3 separate regions of the Homo sapiens genome follow, and regions 1 and 2 are each linked to region 3. Evidence: chromatin contacts called from ENCODE Hi-C or POLR2A ChIA-PET data. All regions are on one chromosome and are shown on one strand. Each heading gives the region's core, a stretch centred on a gene start or an enhancer-like site at or near the end of the contact. The rest is flanking DNA. Distances are from core to core; before and after follow the strand shown. Region 1 has its middle 24 kb from the start of SIAH2. Region 2 has its middle 18 kb from the start of ERICH6. Region 3 holds the start of TSC22D2 (TSC22 domain family member 2).

What was found. A loop is a pair of places that touch in the nucleus more often than their neighbours do. ChIA-PET counts read pairs that join two places held with the same protein, here RNA polymerase II (POLR2A). Pooled maps may share reads with other maps.
Region 1: a loop to region 3 is called in a pooled map, with 8 times the contacts of the local background. The contact joins the enhancer-like site here to the promoter of TSC22D2 in region 3. A Hi-C loop is called at or near these places in 7 of 50 pooled maps. POLR2A ChIA-PET finds 5 or more read pairs at or near these places in 2 of 52 experiments (activated CD8-positive, alpha-beta memory T cell and activated T-cell).
Region 2: a pooled map shows a loop between it and region 3 (2.7-fold over the local background). The contact joins the enhancer-like site here to the promoter of TSC22D2 in region 3. A Hi-C loop is called at or near these places in 1 of 168 maps with a recorded cell type or tissue (HepG2) and 7 of 50 pooled maps. POLR2A ChIA-PET finds 5 or more read pairs at or near these places in 2 of 52 experiments (activated CD4-positive, alpha-beta T cell and activated CD8-positive, alpha-beta T cell).

The regions. Positions count from the first base shown.
Region 1 is chr3:150,785,459-150,788,532 of GRCh38, reverse strand. No RefSeq gene overlaps it. Among named protein-coding and RNA genes, the nearest start is that of SIAH2, 24 kb to the right of the region's middle. RefSeq lists a silencer at 470-529. Within about 2 kb of position 1,697, at least 2 of the 41 ENCODE cell types and tissues checked have a DNase peak (open chromatin) inside an H3K27ac peak, as active enhancers do.
Region 2 is chr3:150,720,211-150,723,502 of GRCh38, reverse strand. It overlaps the pseudogene SNRPCP3. Among named protein-coding and RNA genes, the nearest start is that of ERICH6, 18 kb to the right of the region's middle. Within about 2 kb of position 1,652, at least 2 of the 41 ENCODE cell types and tissues checked have a DNase peak (open chromatin) inside an H3K27ac peak, as active enhancers do.
Region 3 is chr3:150,406,872-150,410,130 of GRCh38, reverse strand. TSC22D2 (TSC22 domain family member 2) reads right to left here and starts at 1,833. Exons shown (of 3, transcript NM_001303264.2): 1 at 1-1,833. The coding sequence starts at 780. RefSeq lists enhancers at 1-16, 723-772 and silencers at 1-42, 303-472, 1,143-1,742.

The sequences.
Region 1 (3,074 bases), core at 448-2,947, 380 kb before region 3:
TGAGAGCCCTGATATTGTCCCCAATTGGAATTGATACCTGGGCTCAAAGGTGCCCGGAGCTCTTTGATCTGGGTAGGAGGAAAGACTCATTCCCCATCCCTGCCATCACCTCCTCCTGAGACCACACAGGACCAGGGGTGTCCTCCTCTCTCTTCCCCAGACCTCCCATTCTTTGACTCTGTTTCATTTTATCCAGAATTCATCTGAATAAAAACGTTATTGAAAACGGAGAGAATACAGAAATTTTCTACACCCTAAATCCACTAGGAATGGACAGACAGGGCTGGTAAGGGAGAAATTAAATGACATTTGAAAATCTACAGACAAGAGAAATTGTAGGCAAAATGACAGACATAAAATCTCTGGCTCTCTTCAGAGAATTAGCATTCAAATCACAAAAGACAAAACAAAACAAACAAAAAGCTCTCAGTGCCAAAGCTTAGAATGCCTGCATTTCAGCTCCATCCAGGAATGGTGCACATTTTCTCTCCCAAAATGTGAGTTGGCCAGGCACTTCTCCGCCGCCTCACGCCTCCCCGTGACTGCGCTTCCTTTATCAGGACGTCGCCTGACCCCTAGTGGTGGCACCGCCTGCAGCTGCACCAGATAAGCTTGTCAAAATTCTAATTTGCTGACAGGTAGCAGCATTTCCTTAGAAAAACTAATGTTTGTACATTACCACAGTAGAAAATGGGTCTCTGACTTTAAGAAGATCTTCAGAAAGGTAAACTGCAGAGAAATTAACAGAGATGCCTAAACACCAAAGAACACAGCAATCTTTGTCATATGACAGCAATACATGACATTTTTCCTGGATCAGTAACAGCCTCGATCTCCCAGGCTCAAATGATCCTCCTGCCTCTGCCTCCTGAGTAGCTGAGACTACAGGTGTGCGCCTCCACCACAAACAGCTAATTTTTTTATTTTTTATCTTTTTTGTACAGACAGAGGTCTCCCTATGTTGCCCAGGCTGGTCTTGAACTCCTGGGCTCAAGCAATCCTCCTGACTCAGCCTCCCAAAGTGCTGGGATTACAGATATGAACCACTGCACCCAGCCAGGCCTATCTTTAAAAATGAGTAAAAATCCTCTGGTCCTGCTCAAATTTTTCTTTTTTATTATTTTTTTTTTTAAAAAAAAAAGGAGTAAAGAATTGCATCCAAGATAAGGAAGTCTCCACGTGTCTACACATTCATCCAAACCCACCTTGCTCAAGACTTCATGAAGTAGAAAAGCCTAGAAACTAGACATTCACAGTCCTATAAAATTCATGTGCCTTAAACTGATGCCATGAAAATTAGTTCTAAATGATGGCCAAAGGCAATAGGGAAAAAATGCATTTGTGAAATATTTTAGTTTATTTCATGAAGCATTAAGTAATGTATGAAAAGAAGTTGAAACTGAGACAAATGATCTTAAATGAGCCACAATCTTGGTCTATCCAGAATTTGCCTGCAAACCCCACCCTGCCCTTGTCAGAATGACTCAGACTTGGGTTGACTGAGCTTCCAAGGTGAAAGTCTCAGAAGCCACAGTTGAAGGAATCTAGGGTTGGCAAGGTTTCCCAGGTCCCCCTCCCACATGCCCCAAACTGGTCTCAGGTCCAGTTTGCTCTCAAAAGTAGGGTAACTCCTACTTTTTTTCTTTGAGATGGAATCTCTGTCTGTTGCCAGGCTGGAATGCAATGGCATGATCTTGGCTCACTGCAACCTCCCCCTCTCAGGTTTAAGCAATTCTCCTGCCTCAGCCTCCTGAGTAGCTGGGATTACAGATGCATGCCACTGCGCCCAACTAGTTTTTCTAGTTTTAGTAGAGATGGGGTTTCACCATGTTGGCCAGGATGGTCTCAATCTCTTGACCTCGTGATCTGCCTGCCTCGGCCTCCCAAAGTGCTGGGATTACAGGTATGAGCCACTGCGCCCGGCTGACCCCTACTTTTAAAAAGGGCAAAAGATCTGAACAGACACCTCACCAAAGAAAGTATACAGATGACAAATAAATACAGTGGTCCCACCTCAACTACGGAACATATGTTCCAAGACCCCCAGTGGATATCTGAAGCCACGGATAGTATGGAACCCTATTATACTATGTTTTTTCTATCTAATAATCAACATAGCTCCAAAGTGACTAATGGGCGGGTGGTATATACGATGTGAAGACACTGGACGAAGGGATGATTCACATCTTGGGTGGGACAGAGCAGGACAGAATGAGATTTTGTCACACTACTCAGGACAACACGCAATTTAAAACTTATGAATTGTTTATTTCTGGAATTTTTCACTTAATATTTTCAGACTTTGGTCAACTATGGGTAACTGAGGCTGCAGAAAGTGAAACTGTGGATAAGGGGGAAACTACTGCTTATGAAAAGATGTTCCACATCATTTGCCATTAGGGAACTGCAACGTAATAAATAAAAGTTGTATTGGTCAACTTTATTGGACAATCAATATTCATGAGCCTATACTGATATAAATAAATGATTGAATAAATAAATAAATTTGGAAGAATAGACAAATCTCCCATGCAGAATAAATTCCAAATAATTTATTACATAGATGCTTCTCGTTAGAGAAGTAGAGCACAGCTTCCCACTCCTTAAGTGTGGGCTGTAACATAGTGACTTCCTTTCAAAGTGTAGAGTGTAAAAAAGGCAGGGGGCAGTGAAGGGGAGAGTAATATTAGGCGGGGCACAGTGGCTGACGACTGTAATCCCAACACTTTGGGAGGCCGAGGTGGGTAGATAGCTTGAGCTCAGGAGTTTAAGACCAGCCCGGGCAACACAGAGAAACCTTGTCTCTACCAAAAATACAAAAATTAGCCAGGCTTGGTGGCGTATGCCTGTGGTCCCGGCTACTCGGGAGGCTGAGAGAGGAGGATTGCTGGAGCCCGGGAAGTCAAGGCTGCAGTGAGTCAAGATCATGCCACTGGACTCTAGCCTGAGTGACAGACTGATACCCTGTCTCAAAAAAAAAAAAAAAAAAAAAAGTAACGTTACAATGGAGAAACCTAACAAACATTAATCAGCCATGTGATCAAGGCTAACATTAGCAATGATAAGCATGGTGA
Region 2 (3,292 bases), core at 403-2,902, 310 kb before region 3:
AAGAAAAAAGAGAAGAGAAAAGAAAAGAAAAGGAAGCAGGGGGAGAGAGAGAGAGAAAGAGAAAGAAGATAGGAAGGAAGGAAGGAAGAAAGGAAGGAAGGAAAGAAGGAAGGAGAGAAGGAAAGAAAGAAAGAAAGAAAGAAAGAAAGAAAGAAAGAAAGAAAGAAAGAAAGAAAGAAAGAAAGAAAGAGAAAGAAAGAAAAAGAAAGAAAGACAAACCAGTCAAGAGGGCCCTCCTTGTTCAATCCATAAGGAGTCTTCAGATGATAGGGAAGTTCCATTCTAATTTCCAAAAAGACTTAGAGGAATTATTCTCTGATTTGCCACTATTCAGAACAGTCTGGGAAGCATTTCCCTATCTCCTCCTGACTCTGGTGGCACACCTATATGAAAATCTGCCATGGTTGCTGTCTTTGTCCTTTTGTGGTAAATTAGATTTTCTTGAACAGTCAAAGATCAAAGGCAAGATGAGAGATTAAGATTTATTTTCTTATATGAGTCATAGCCTGGATCACCAAACAGAGTTCACCAAATGTTTTGAGCAGCGATGACATGACTGAGACAAGATTATGGAGTTCTGGTGTGACGTTTAATTAAAACTCTTCATCTGATCAAGGGCACTGTCACTGTTGGTGACAATGTAAATTACCCATCACCCAGAAATTCTGCCTCTGGGAATTTATCCTAAGACACTAATAAAGAATGTGGGCTTACACTTAGCTACACGAATATTCACCAGACTGCTCTTTAAAAAAAGCAAAAATTGAGAAACAGCTTAAATTCCCAAAAGAAAGGGATTAGTTTTAAAAAAAAAAAAAAGATAGATGTAGGGCTGGGCATGGTGGCTCACACCTGTAATCCCAGAACTTTGGGATTCCAAGGCAGGTGGATCACTTGAGCTCAGGAGTTCAAGACCAGCCTGGGCAACATGGCAAAACCCTGTCTGTACCAAAAATACAAAAAATTAGCTGGGCATGGTAGTGCACGCTTGTGGTACCAGCTACTCAGGAGGCTGAGGTGGGAGGATGAGGCCAAGGTTGCAGCGAGTCAGATCACGCCACTGCACTCCAACCTGGGTGACAGAGTATAGACACCATCTCAAAAAAAATTTTTAAAAGATAGGTGTTCCATGCTGCCATAAATGTAAACACTATATATATGTACACACACACATATATTTATATATTATACTCTGACATAAGGTTAAAAGAATCTGTAGTATTCCCCAGGTTAATATTGGATGGATGGGATTATGAATATTTTAGATGTTCTTTTTGCATGATTTTCACATTATGAGCATGAACTTTTATAATCCAGAAAAATAATGAAAAATATTCACTGGTTAGGGGTGCAGTTTAGAGTCCCATTGCTCAGGCATAAAGTGAGCATAAATTTCCCTCTTTTTCTGTCTGCAGCTCATGAAGCAGTTTAGTCCAACAGACATTATCCAGCTTCTCTAGGGCATGCCCAGCACTGCAAACTGCTGGGGATGCAAAGGTGAAGATGGGGTACGTTTCCTGCCCCTGAGGGACTCAGGCCGAGTGAGCCCATATACACCTCAACAGAAATGCACTGGACATCTCAGGGAAGCCTAGAATTTGAAGCACTCCTGGGCCTCCCAGAGACTAGATATTACATTAAAGTGCGTTGTAAGGCAGCACTATACTAATGTAGGCTTCCAAATGCCTCCCATCGGAGGAACCGGCTCACGGGAGAAGCTAAGTGCTCTCAGGAGAGCTGGGGTGTGGAGTGAACAGCACGTGAGGAAATGGTTATGTGACATCTTTATGGCAGGCACATACAGGCAGGATTTTTTAAAATGCCGCAGCTATCCTTCCAGTAGGAATACTCATCCGATAGAGTAATAATACTTCCCTCCTATAGGAGAATACTACAAGACACTATATTAAAGGAAGACATTTCACTTTCCTTTGATACTAGACATCTTCTATCTTCTTGTCTGAATTTCAAGTGTGCTGATGCCGATTTTCTTCATTGCAATTGCATGCTTCCCTCTAGTGTTCGTCTATATTATTACACCCTGTTGTAATAGGTTGAAGATGGAGGGGAGGGAGGTCTGGGGGAAAGTAAATGTATAGGGCATGGGATAGAACTGTCGAAAGCATGCAAACAATAGCCACTTAAATGGTGAAACATAATCAATGGTCCAATTTTTTCTGTAACAATAAAAAATGTTCTTGTTTTGGGTCGGAATAACGACAGCTAATATTTATTTATCATGTGCCAGGCACAATGCTAAGAGCATTGCAGGTATTAAATCATTTAATCCAATAGAAGAAATAAGACGTAGTGTTTCATAGATCACTAGGGTGATTATAGTTTAGAATAACCTATTGTATATTTCAAAATAGCTAAGAGAATAATACAAATGTTTCCAGCAAAAAGGAAGGACAAGTATTTAAGGTGGTGGCTGTCCCAATTACACTGATTTGTTCTTAACAAGTTATATAAATATATTAAATTATCATATGTACCCCCAAAACACATATATCTATTATGTATCAATAAAAAATAAAATTCAAAAAAATTTCATCCAACAATCCAAAGAGGGAAGAACTATTAGCTGCTCTGCGCATGTGCAGTGCTTCAATGTCACATCAAAACAAAGCAAAATCAGGGAAGAGAGTGGTTAACGGGCTACAGAGCAACATGCCTAAGTTTTGTTGTGACTTCTGCAATACATACCTCACCCACGACTCTCCATCTGTGAGAACCTACCATTGCAGTGGAAGGAAACACAAAGAGAATGTGAAAGACTACTACCAGAAATGGATAGAAGAGCAGGCTCGGAGCCTGGCTGACAGAACAAAGACTGCATCTCAACAAGGAAGAACACCTCCTACTCTGTTCTCTGTTCCTCCTCCTGCAGGAGCGATGATCCAACCTCCCCCCAGTCTCTTCCTGTTCCTCACCAGGTATGATGCCAGCACCCCAGCTGGGGGGCCCTCCCATGATGCCAATGATGGCCCCCCCCTCCTCCTGGATGATGCCAATGGGATGTGCTCCTGGAATGAGGCTGCCCATTGGAGGTGATATCATTTGGCTCTGTGTCCCCACTCAGATCTCACCTTGAGTTGTAATAATCTTCACATGACATGGGAGGGACACGGTGGGAGGTAATTGAATCATGGGGGTGGGTTTTTCTCATGCTGTTCTCGCGATAGTGAATAAGTCTCATGAGATCTGATGGTTTTATAAAGGGGACTTCCCCTGCACACGCTCTCTTGCCTGCTGCCATGTAAGATGTCCCTTTGCTCTTCCTTTGTCTTCC
Region 3 (3,259 bases), core at 584-3,083:
CTGGCTCATTTTCTCCGACGGGGGTAGCTGTGACACAGCAGTCAAGGAGCTGTCAGTTCCCGACTCGGGCCCGTGCGCCCCCTGCATGGAGGCCACTACTACCACCACCGACCCTCCGGTGGCGCCCAGGCCGCTGTCCCGCTCCGCAGTCTGGTCAAAAGTACTGCTGTGTCTAATGCAATCCCCGGATCTAGTCAGGACGCTGCTGTCTGAATCCCTCTCATAGTATTCCATACACGTCCATCGGCCGCGTCTATAGGGCTCTCCGCTCCCGTGGTCCAGCTTGATCACGCGAAAACGGGAACTACATGTGGTGGGAGGCTGAGATGGGGCTGCAGTCACTGGCCCGGCGGATGAGCCCGCGAGCTGGGGGCCGCCGGGTGCTCCGGGGGCGGGGGCCGAAGTGGCAGCCGCCGCCAGGGTACTGGCGAGCGCCCCAGACACGCTCCGGGCCGAAACGACTCCTCCTCCGTTGGCGGGAGCAGCAGCCGCCGCTGCCAGCTGCCCATCTAGGAGGAGGTTTGGGGAGACGGTCCCGGGAGTCTCCGCATCCCCAACATTGTTAAGCGTCTCTTCGGAAGAGCTGCGCTCGCAGACCTCCTCAGGGCCATAATCCGTGGCCCGAGAGACGTCGAAAATCTCGGAGGAGACGTCCTCTGTGCGTGACTCGTCCGGGTCGTCCAAGCTCTCGGTGTCCTCGGTGATGCTAGTGGCCACCTGGGCCGTGGTGACACTGGTGATCTGGAAGCAGCTCTTCTTCTTGGCCGGCATCTTGGACATGGTGAAGAAGGCTGGAGGGCAGAGAGGCACGCCGGCTCCTCTGGGTCCTGTCGGAAACCGGGGAGGGCAGAGCACGGGCCCCCAAAGACAAAGTCCGAGTCTGCGCTGGGGTCTGAGGCCCGCCGCTGTTAAGAGTCACGGGCTGATCCAGGCGCTGGCCGCCCGGTGAGACATCCTCCTCCTCGTTTCCTTCTCTGTGTCGGTCTCTTCGGCTCTGCCCCCGTCTCAGTCCCGCGGCGGCTCCTCCTTCCTTTTTAGCTCTCGCAGCCGCGGCGCCTCAATTCAATTCCCTCAGAGGCGGCGAGAGCGCGAACCCAGGGGCGGGCCGGCTGCTTCCTCTCTCGTCTCCGGGCAGCCGTGGTCAGTCCAGCTCGGCGCTCGGCGCGGTCAGCAGGCCTTGGCTGGGGGTGGGAGTGGGAGGGCGAAGAGGAGGAGGAGGAGGCGGTGGCGGCGGCGTGAGGGGCGGTGCTGCCCCGCTCGGGCTCCTCAGGCCGGTGCCGGCGTCAGCGCTGGGCTCTCTGACTGAGGGAAGGAGCGGCGAGTCCGGAGTCGGAGATGCCTAATTCAGCCGGGAGCCGCGGGCCGGAGCTGGCTGAAGGTCCGCGGGCGGGCGGTGGGGCTGTGGCGCGGGCAGGCGGCCCTCCCTCCCCGGCTCTAGCCGGAGCTCAGCCCCAGGGACATGTCGACTGCCTCAGGCGGAAACCCGCTCTGGGGGAGGGGAAAGCCGGCTCGGTCCTCCCCTTACAGGGGGAACCACCCCTGCGGGCGGGCGGCGACGGCGGTCTCGGCCTCCCCTCGCGGCTTCTCTCAGAGAGGGGCGGCGGCGGCAGACCGCTGGCACGGGACCGGAGGCGCCCCGGCTGTGTGAGGTAGCGGTGGTGGCTTCTCCGGCTCCTCCTCGGTGCGCCCAATTCCTAAACCCCGAAGAAACTGAAATTCAAACTGCTGAAGCGGCGGCTGCAGCTCCCTCCGCTGGGCCAAGATGGGGCTGAAATGGCCGCGCCAGGGATGCTGGGAGGAGCAGCAGCCCCGCTGCCGCCGCCGCTGCCGACTAAAATGCCGCCGCTGCCGCAGCCACCGCCAGCGCCGCAGCCGCCGCCGTTCCGTGACGCACCGGCGTCGTGACGTCACCGCTCCGCCCCCTCCGGTTTCCTGCAGTTTCGCGTGGAACCTGGGGTGGGGGGCAATGGGCGGGGCTAAAGGTTAAAAAAGGGAGCGGTTTCTTTATTTAAAATTTTTAAAATTTAAATTTTGTGTTGTAGGTTCTTTAAGCATTGACGAGCTAAAGACCATTTTAAATTCTAAGCCTAGGGAAGCTTACAATGGAACTAATCAGATGTTTTTATGTCGGTTTGTTCCGAGACAGTGGAAGACTGGAGGTCATGTGCTTGTGTCTAATGTTTAGCAAAATCTTAGTGAAACGAGGGCGATAGGAATGGGGGCTGGGGAAGACTTAGATGGGATAAAAAGAGGTGCGGCTGGAAGAACTAAATCACTTTAAAACTTCTGAAAATAAATGTTGACCATTGTAGTCAGAGGAGTAAAATGTTCAGAGAAATGGGGATGATTAAACAAGAACGGCAAGCCAGATTGAGTCAGAAAATTATCTTCCTGCCAGAAATTCTGTCTCCCACAACGGCATCAGGGGGTGGTTACTTGCCCAGGGTGTAGTCAGTTTTTAAAAAGCTTAAGGGTTACCAACATATTCCTAAATTTCCTGAATTTGCTGTGATTCCAGGATTCATTTAAACTCTTGAGACTGTTTTACTTTCGGCACGAAATCAGCTCATGGGCTTTATAAATGTAGAACCTACTGCATTATAGTTCTTCTTTTTGTTTATTCTAAAACTGTTAGTAGCAGCCAGCGTATTATATGATTTGGATTGGGCCATGAACAACCGTAACGAGTGATAAAGCACCCTTTCCTGTTCCAATGCAAAGAACAACTATGAAAAGAAAGTACTGGCAAATTTATCATCTTGTAGTTAGTTCCTGGCCAAAGAAAATGGTAAGGCCATTCTTTTAAGCAGTTAAAAAAAAATGGGGATGGGCTCTTAAACTTTGGCATGCTAAGGCCATTCTTTTAAGCAGTTTAAAAAAATGGGGATGGGCTCCTAAACTTTGACATACTAAAGCAGTCGTCATTTAGGTAAAATCTAAGTCTTAATGGAAATCGTGATTTCATATCTACTGCAGCGTTAGCAATCACATAATGATAACTTAAATCAGTAAATCGTTGAACTCGGTTCTCTAATCTTTGAAGAATAGAAATACTTTTTATCCCAAAAGATGTTTTGAGAATTAAATTTGCAGAGAATTTTTTAGGTCTTTAGTTGTAATTTATAGAGCTAGGTCTTTTAACTTTAGTGGAAACCATGCCCTCCAAACCCAAGTGACTGGAGTCAGAATGTGAAATAAGACGACATAAAATCCCTATTTCTTAAGGGGCTGGGCGAAAGTAATGGAACAAAATGTAACG